Linked DNA regions of Homo sapiens: region 2 is linked to region 1. Evidence: read pairs that join two places in POLR2A ChIA-PET (ENCODE). Cell type or tissue: B cell. All regions are shown on one strand. Links, peaks and the distances in the headings refer to the core of each region. The heading gives the core; the rest is flanking DNA. Region 1 overlaps ATXN7L1 (ataxin 7 like 1). Region 2 has its middle 7.3 kb from the start of LHFPL3-AS2.

Region 1 (4,391 bases), core at 149-4,148:
GAGGATGTCTGGTATCCCTGTTGCCCCCTCCACTGACCCATCCCTCTGTGTCCACTCAGTCCTCACAGTCTCAAGGACTCTTTCCCAAGAAGGGGGAATGGAGGAGGGAGGAGCTCCCCAGGACCTGGGTTTGCAATTCCACTCTTGCCTGCCATCCAGAGTGACATCTGGCATTAGGAGAATGACTTTTTTGCAGAGGGCAGTCTTCCTCAGGCCATGAGGCTGCCTCTTGTTTTTAAACCTGGGGGCATAATAACTTCAGCCAGGCCCACAGCCAGCATGAGAAGACTTTGCAAACATCATGTTCCCCTTTGTATCATATGCTCATCTCCTGTGCCCTTTTTGCTCATCTGCAATTTCTGCAAAAGGTCATGTCTCATTTCAGCTTTGCCATTAAGTGCATTTGACACTAGGTGGGAATTCCAAAACTGGATGAAGATGCAATCTGGCTTAAATGCTGCAAGGTGGGCCGCTATACTTCACCCCAACCAGCTGTGTCCTGCTAGCATAGACACCCATGCAGGAGGTGGCAATCTGATAGTCACTTCCTTCATAATTATACATGGGGCAAAATGTAGTTTTTTTTTTGTTGTTGTTGTTTGTTTGCTTTTTTTGAGATGGAGTCTTGCTCTGTCACCCAGGTTGGAATGCAATGGCGTGTTCTCGGTTCACTGCAACCTCCGCCTCTCGGGTTCAAGTGATTCTCCTGCCCTAGCCTCCCAAGGAGCTGGGATTACAGGTGCCCGCCACCATGCCCAGCTAATTTTTATATTTTTAGTAGAGATGGGGTTTCACCATGTTGGCCAGGCTGGTCTTGAACTCCTGACCTCAGGTGATCCACCCGCCTCAGCCTTCCAAATTGCTGAGATTACAGGCATGAGCCATGGTGCCCGGCTGTAGTTTTTAACTAAAAACAAAAAAATCCAGGTAGCTTTTCCATCTGGTCAAATCCTAGTAATTTTTACAAAATCAATCTCAGTTTAACGGAGCAAAATCAGACAGAGATAGATGTCAATTTTCTAGAAGGCTTGGCAAAGCTTAAAGAAAAAAAAAAAACCACAATGGACCTAAGCAGTGGAGTGGACCCCAAAGCAGTGGTTCTCAAAGTATAGTCCCAGGGCCAACAGCATCAGCGTCATCTGGGGACCTGCTAGAAATGCACATTCTGGGGCCCCAACCCAGATCTACTGAATCAGAAACTTGGGATGGGGGAGCCGCAGTTGATTTTAACAAGCCCTCCAGGGGATTCTGACACATGACTACAAGTTGCGTATCACTGACTTAAAGGATTAAACATCTAAATCATTCATTCAGTCATAAGCTATTGACTGAATACCCACTATTTGTCAGACATGGTGAACTCTGGGGCAATGTGGAGGAATGAGAGGGAATGTCTTCCTCAAGGAGTTCACAATACTCTCTTCCCTTGCTTTATTACAAAGCTTGAAAAGAATGCAGGAATCTGAAGACATAATCCAAGGAATGGAAATTATTCTTTATATGTAACTTTTCAATGGACAGGAGGCACATCAAAATTTTTTTTTCCAGGAACGATCATACTCTCAAAATAGTAACCTTTCTAAAGTAAGTAAATGTGTGGGTTTAATATATCATGTACAGCTGGCTCAGGCTTTTAGGCTTAAAAAAAAAAAGATTATGAGATTCCACCATGAATGAAATGCAGGATTATTTCAAAGATTCACTTAGGCATCTGTCTGTCTTAATGAACAAACTATTCAGTGTTACCATCTTCCTTGAAGTAGGAGTTCTTGCCACCTCTCTTAAAATAAGTCTAGGCCGGGCGTGGTGGCTCACACCTGTAATCCCAGCACTTTGGGAGGCTGAGGCAGGTGATCACTTGAGGTCAGGAGTTCGAGACGAGCCTGGCCAACATGGTGAAACCCCGTCTCTACTAAAAATACAAACATTAGCCAGGCATGGTGGGGCATGCCTGTAATCCCAGCTACTCAGGAGGCTGAGGCAGGAGAATTGCTTAAACTCAGGAGGTGGACGTTGCAGTGACCAGAGGTGGCGCCACTGCACTCCAGCCTGGGTCAGAAAAAAAAAAAAAACCCTCTAAATAAGTCATAACAGCTCATTTGTATTGTGTGCTGGGCTTGGGATATCTGTATTCATTAACTCATTTGATCCTTCCCTGATCCTACAAAGTAGATGCTGATCCTACAAAGCAGATGTAGCAAACACATACAGTCTGCAGATGAACAGAGTCTGAAAGAGGCAGAAACAGGAACCCAGACTCATCTCTTAACCCCAGGCAAATGATCCTCCTGTGCTGTCTCTCATCCCCCTTGGGTCATCTTGCTGCTCATTAAACTACTAATTGGGAAAACATAAAAGGAAATACTACTCTCCCCTAAAAGGTTTCCAGTATGAAATCCCCGGCTAAAGCTTAAACTGTGGGATTTATTTTGAAATTTTAAAGTTCATGCTAGATTTCTCCTTCAATACCATAGATAATGAAGAGCTGGCTATAAACTTCTTATGGTCACCAGCATTAGTAGCCTGTGTAAGAATCCGATCCATGCTCAACAGATCCTGCTTGGAGACGATGCTCCACATTTCCTCCTTTCTCAAGGTGTCTCAAAGATGCTTATGGACTCACTGTAATACTATCAGAGTAGATGACTTTCCTGTATCTGGGATGAACTTGAACTGATCCAGTCAAGCCTGGGCCCTTGTGACCAAGGATGTCTAGTTAATCTGGCAGCTGTGGGGATGAAGAATGTGACCTATGGCCACAGAAGAAATCAAAACTGTCTGGCTAGACCAGAAACACACTCAACCCTTTGGCATAGGCAGGAGGTGTGCCGAGGGGCTGAGCTCATTCGCCACACAGGCTTATCCTTCATTTACAAAGGAATCGCAGGTCAACCATGTTTTGGCAACTAGATCAGGAGCCCTCTTCTGCCTATTGCATCCTTGGACATAATCTGGTGGCTTTATCGATATATAAGCAACAAATTCAAAGTCCACGTGGGCTGCGTAAAAAACTCTGAATGTATCTCTCAAGCCACTTACAGTGCGTGCAACGTGAAGGAAACTGAAATGTATGCACCTTTCCCACTGACTTTCTGTAATCAAGTCTTTTTAGCACAAAAAGTTCAACTTCCATCTGTTTTTAAGTCAGGGATGCTTGTTGGTTTGTGCCGAGACATTGATTTGATTAGTAGCATTCTGTGGAACTACAGACATGAGATGTTGAGCTCACAAACGTATGATTCATTTCGGAATTTTGAAATGAGAAATGCACCTATCAATGACACAGAAGCTGGGAGATTCTGAGAAAGCATTTCATGCATATAAATGGGACATGTGATGAAAAAATATGCTTATGGTTACAACCCCGAAGCCAGGGACCACCCCACTGTGCTCTCCACCCTCGAGAAGTGACGGCTCCAAGGGAAACCGCTGGGATTAGACGATCCTGTGTTTGGACACCCATATGCTGCCTCATTTATCTACCTGTGACAGGGACAGTGCTGGAAGAGAATCAAAAGATGACAAATTGCTTCTGGTTTTAAAGGAGCTGTTCAGGCTGGGTGTACACCCAGGGGGAACCAGCTTCCGTGCCAGGAGCCATCACTTCATCCCAGTCTAAGGCCACATTTTGGCAAACATCAACCAGCAGATGACTGCTGTCTCCTTTCACCAGTGGATTCAAAGACGCTTGCTCTGAAAGCCCGAAATTCAGTCTTTCTGAAGACGTGTGCAGCAGAGAGCAGATCTGCCCACACACTGCAGTGAGGCAGGACGGCGGGCAGGAAGCAAGGGTTCCAGATGACAGGGATTTTTCCCGTGTTGAGGCAGACAGATAACAGGGGAATGATTTTGCAGGGGAATGACTCCAGAGCAGAGAAAGTATAATATCAGTAAATGACCCTAGAAAAGACTGATACAAGTGAAATAAGTGCACAAAAATTTCCAAGATGCTGGCCACTGGAATCCGCTTTTGGGGACACAGAAGCCCCCAAGATTCCAGCTTTCCTGGGGGTAGAAGGGAGGCCCACCGGGAGTTTCAAGAGGGTCCACCTGAGCAAAACCCGGCCCTCCATAAGCCCCTATACTCGCCAGCCCCTGGTCCAGCCAAGGCCATGTATCCATCCAGCTACGATCCTTGCTGCTTCTCTCCCGCCATGCGTCCTCTCTGGGAATGACTATGTAATTCATGGTTAACCCACTCAGTCCTCTGGAGGTGAGCTTTCCTCAGCCAGTCCAGCTTGTTTCTTCTCTGCCATGTGCTGAAATTCACAAGGCCAGAGAAGTGCCTTGCTGTGTTTAAGTGTATAGATGTCTGGTGTTCTCCTACATGTTGCAGTCCTATTTACTTATTTTATCCTCCTGACAACCTCTGAGACAGGTACTATTATTAC
Region 2 (4,391 bases), core at 217-4,216, 830 kb before region 1:
GAGCTTTGAGATGGAAAGCAGTGGAGGGAGCGCAGGGGGTAGGGGGTGGGTTGGTGGGGGTTGGTGGGTGGGACCCAGGCTCTGACTTTGACAGTCAAGAGTATTCTTCGTCTAATTCCTCTCTCCAATTAAACATCAAAGAAATATTTCCAAGGGCATATGTTATTATTAAATAATGTTATCCTTTGAAAAAATTTACAAGTAATATATTTTCACTGAAGAAAAAAGTAGAAAATAAAAAGATGACAGAAAAGTCACCTATAATTAGGAGCCACTTTCAACATTTAGAATTCATTTGCTTTTCACACACGAAAAAAACGAGACGATACTGTACGTATGCACAACAAAAGATCATGAAGCCAAGCACAACAGCTCACGCCTGTAGTCCCAGCTACTCAGGAGGCTGAGGTGGGAGGATCACTTGAGCCCAGGAGTTTGATGTTACAGTGAGCTATGATTGTGTCACTGCACTCCAGCCTGGGTGACAGAGTTAGACCCTGTCTCTAAAAACAAAACAACAGTAGATCATGAACATCGTTCCATGTCAATAAATCCACTTCCTCCACACCCTTCTTAATGGTTGCAGTATATTTCATCGCGTATTTAAAAGGTGATGGAGTCAGTCAGTCCCCTACTGTTATGTGTTTAGATTCTTTGTGAGGGAATTTAAATTCTTTTATGAAGGGACAGACTGAGACTAGAGGAGATGATATCCCAGCCTGTTCAATAGTTCTCTCCCCATCATCCGCACCCACTCACCCACCATCTCACTCACCCACCAGCTCACTCCAACCTGGCTACTCTGCATTTCCATCTATTATGTTCCCTTAGACTCAACCTCAGGAAGTTTTCAGATGTGTTCCTGTGTCAGCCCTGTCCATAAACGTGTTATAGGGACCACAACATCATCTCTTATTTGGGCTTCCCCCTTTCAGCCCTCAGAGACAACAACTACAGCTGAGGCAAAACAAGTGGCTTCAGCTAGATCTTGTTTCCAGCATCATGTATTTTATTAGTGGAAGGTGACTTCCCAATTACACTGTTGGCACCACACACACACAAAACACACACCCATTAGTGTCCTGCTGGATTAGACAAGGGGCCTTCAAACTGGCTTGCAGGTAGTTAAAACACTCCTGCAGTGAGAGTGGGCTGAGGCAGGGTTGGGAAGCAAGAGATGAGATGAGAAATGATCCAAATAGATGAACACACACACACACACACACACATACACACATGCATACATGCACACATATACATGCATATACACACATGCACACATGCACACATACACATGCATACACGCACACATGCACACACATACATGCATACATACACGTACCCACACATACATGCATGCATACACACACGCATACACACAGGCATATACACGCACACATGCACATGCACACATATACACATACACGCATACATACACATACACACATGTACACACATACACATGCATACACATACACACAAACATGCATACATACACATACACACACATACACATACACACATACACACACGCATACACACATGCCTACGCACACGTACATACACATTCACACATACACATACACATACCCGCATACACATACACACACACACACATTCACACAGGTGTGCTCCAGAGCCTCTCCACATAGGAGACGAAAAGCTTTCATAAGGAACCAAAAGTTGTATCTTCTGCATTTCAAAGGGAGAAATACCAGGACCTGTGAACTGAATGCAAGTATCTATTTTGCCCCATTTGACACTACGTCCAGTGTCAAAGGTGTCCTGGGGGTGCTGACCCAGCACTGGACTGAAATGAAGTTGCAGATGTATATTACTACATGTTTCTCATCACCTCCTCCTCCTTAGTCTCGTGAAAGGGATATAACTTTAAGGCCCTTCCCTTTCTCATTTCCTCATTGTGACATCAAGAACACCCTTGAGACCATACTGTGCCTTTAAATGATTAAATGCGTTTAATTTAAATGATACAGCTTCCAAGGGAAAAAGGAACAAGGGGCAAGGGGAGGGGAAGGGGAGAGGTCACTCCTGCTTTCGGCAATTGAAGGGACTGACTGCCAGCCTCTCCCCTCCGCAGGGAGTGTTCCAGCAGCCACGCCCCTGACTCACCTGCCTCATTCTCTTAATGGTACCCACCCTCTCCAAATCTCTTAATGGTACCCACCCTCTCCAAATTGCCCAGACTGGGAAACCTGAAACCATCTTTGTCTTCTCTTTCTTTTTCCCCTCATTCCTAAACATCTATTTCGTTGTCAAGTTCTGTGGGATTTTTCTTTTTCTTTTCTTTTTTTTTTTTTTTTTTGAGACACAGTCTTGCTCTTTTGCCCAGGCTGGAGCATGATGGCACAATCTCGACTCACTACAACCTCCCTCCTCCTCCCCAGTTCAAGTGATTCTCATGGCTCAGCCTCCCGAGTAGCTGGGATTACAGGAGCGTGCCACCACGCCCAGCTAATTTTTGTATTTTTAGTAGAGACGGGGTTTCACCATGGTGGCCAGGCTGGTCTCCAACTCCTAACCTCAAGTGATCCGCCCACCTCGGCCTCCCAAAGTGCTGGGATTACAGGTGTGAGCCACCGCACCCAGCCTTGGGTTCTTTCTTTTCAAACACTTTCCCACACCCCCATTCCTCCCTTTCCATTTCCATAGCAACTACCCTGAGGCCTTTACCTCTCACATTTGAACTGTCAGAGCCTCCTGTTTACACTTTCCCACCCACCTTCTCCTTAATTCCTCCTAGCCCATTCTTACCAATGGGATTCATATCCTTGACAGATGATTTGCTTTGTTGCCCTCCTACTACAAAACTCTCAAGGGATGCCCTTTGCCTATCAAAGGCCACTTCTTTGGCCTGGCAGGAAAAGCCATCACATCATTTGGCTGTGTCCTGCTCTCCTACCCTTTTCTCACCCTGGCTGCTTCTGTCCACCTCCCAGACATTCAAGTGATTTAGTCTTCCGTGGAATGCCCGCCTGTCCCTGGAATTCTACACCTGGAATGCCCAGCCATTCTCATCTTTACTTTTGGAATCAGAAGGACTATTCAAAGCAAATCTCCATAAATCTGTCACTTATCTTGCAACCACAAGAAAGCACTCTCTCGACTATATCTTTGTTCTTTGTACCTTTCACCCTGTATTTTATTATCTGGTTAAAGTGCTATTGGAGCCGGGCACGGTGGCTCACACCTGTTATCCCAGAACTTTGGGAGGCAAAGGCGGGTGGATCACTAGGTCAGGAGTTCAAGACCAGCCTGGCCAAGATGGTGAAACCCCGCCTCTACAAAAAATACAAAAATTAGCCAGGTGTGTTGGCGGGTGCCTGTAATCCCAGCTACTCAGGAGGCTGAGGCAGAGGATTGCTTGAACCCAGGAGGCGGAGGTTGCAGTGAGCCAAGATTGTGCTACTGCACTCCGGCCTGGGCAACAGAGCGAGACTCCGTCTCAAAAAAAAAGAAAAGAAAAGAAAAGAAAAGTCCTATTGGATTACAATTCCTAGGGCACAAAGGCTGAGTTTTGTTGGTCACTGTACTGCCTGTAGCTCCAGAAAATTCTGAATTTATGTGAGCTCCACTAAGCAATTATTTCTATCAAATACTACTAGCCCAGAAGCCTCAGAAGTTCACCCACTTCCTGAATTCCCAGTGATGACAGAGTGGACATTTACCCTTGCAGAAGGAGGCTAGACTGTTGTCATAGGTAGAATTATGACCCCAGCAAAATTCTGTGTTAAAGTCTTAACCCCTAGTACCTCAGCATATGACATCTAGAGGCCAAGGAAAAAGTTCCCTTTTGCCCTCTCAAGTTTCACTGACAACTCAACTCATTGAAAGGCAGGTTAACTGGAGAAAAGCAACACACATTTATTTAACATGTATGCACAGGAGTCATCACAATGAAGACCCAAAGATGCAGGGGAAATTGTCCATTTTTATGCTTAGTTTAATAAAGTATGGACAACCGTGTAGAAATATGATTGGACCTAAAGGGGATCTACTGCTAATAGACTGAGGGGGGAAACCCAGCAAGGCCTCTCTGTCTAGATTCTTCTTGGCCTCCCTGAGCCGGCATTCCTTCTGGGTGTGGGGCAGGACTCTCCCTGGAATGGGGGTCTTATGACTATAATCAAGCAAGGTAGGTCAGATAATTTCTTTCATTTTTTCTTTTTTTGAGACAGGGTCTCATTCTCTCACCCAGGCTGGAGTACAGTGGTGCAATCTCGGCTCACTATAACCTCCACCTGGAATTGGTTGCTTCTGAGGCCTTCATTTTGGGTTGCTGTTTTCTGAGCCCTGACATACCTTATTCGGAGATGAGATCTTTACCAAGGTAATTAGGTTAAAATGAGGAGCAACCAAAGTTCTTCTCTGAA

Evidence for each region. ChIA-PET counts read pairs that join two places held together with the same protein. Peaks named below come from ENCODE experiments on the same cell type or tissue, not always from the same donor. Only the 100,000 strongest peaks of a DNase experiment are listed, where the experiment ranks them.
Region 2: POLR2A ChIA-PET joins it to region 1 with 5 read pairs; 1 of 35 experiments calls an interaction of 5 or more read pairs at or near these places.

The regions. Positions count from the first base shown.
Region 1 is chr7:105,763,258-105,767,648 of GRCh38, forward strand. The region is part of intron 3 of ATXN7L1 (ataxin 7 like 1); the gene reads right to left. Among named protein-coding and RNA genes, the nearest start is that of ATXN7L1, 110 kb to the right of the region's middle. RefSeq lists an enhancer at 3,536-3,595. In B cell, for the core only: a CTCF peak has its summit at 2,060; a DNase peak (open chromatin) is centred at 2,074; H3K27me3 peaks cover 245 bases.
Region 2 is chr7:104,931,768-104,936,158 of GRCh38, forward strand. No RefSeq gene overlaps it. Among named protein-coding and RNA genes, the nearest start is that of LHFPL3-AS2, 7.3 kb to the left of the region's middle. RefSeq lists a silencer at 3,280-3,444. In B cell, for the core only: no CTCF peak of the experiment used is centred there; DNase peaks (open chromatin) are centred at 704, 874 and 1,874; H3K4me3 peaks cover 1,138 bases; H3K27ac peaks cover 3,210 bases.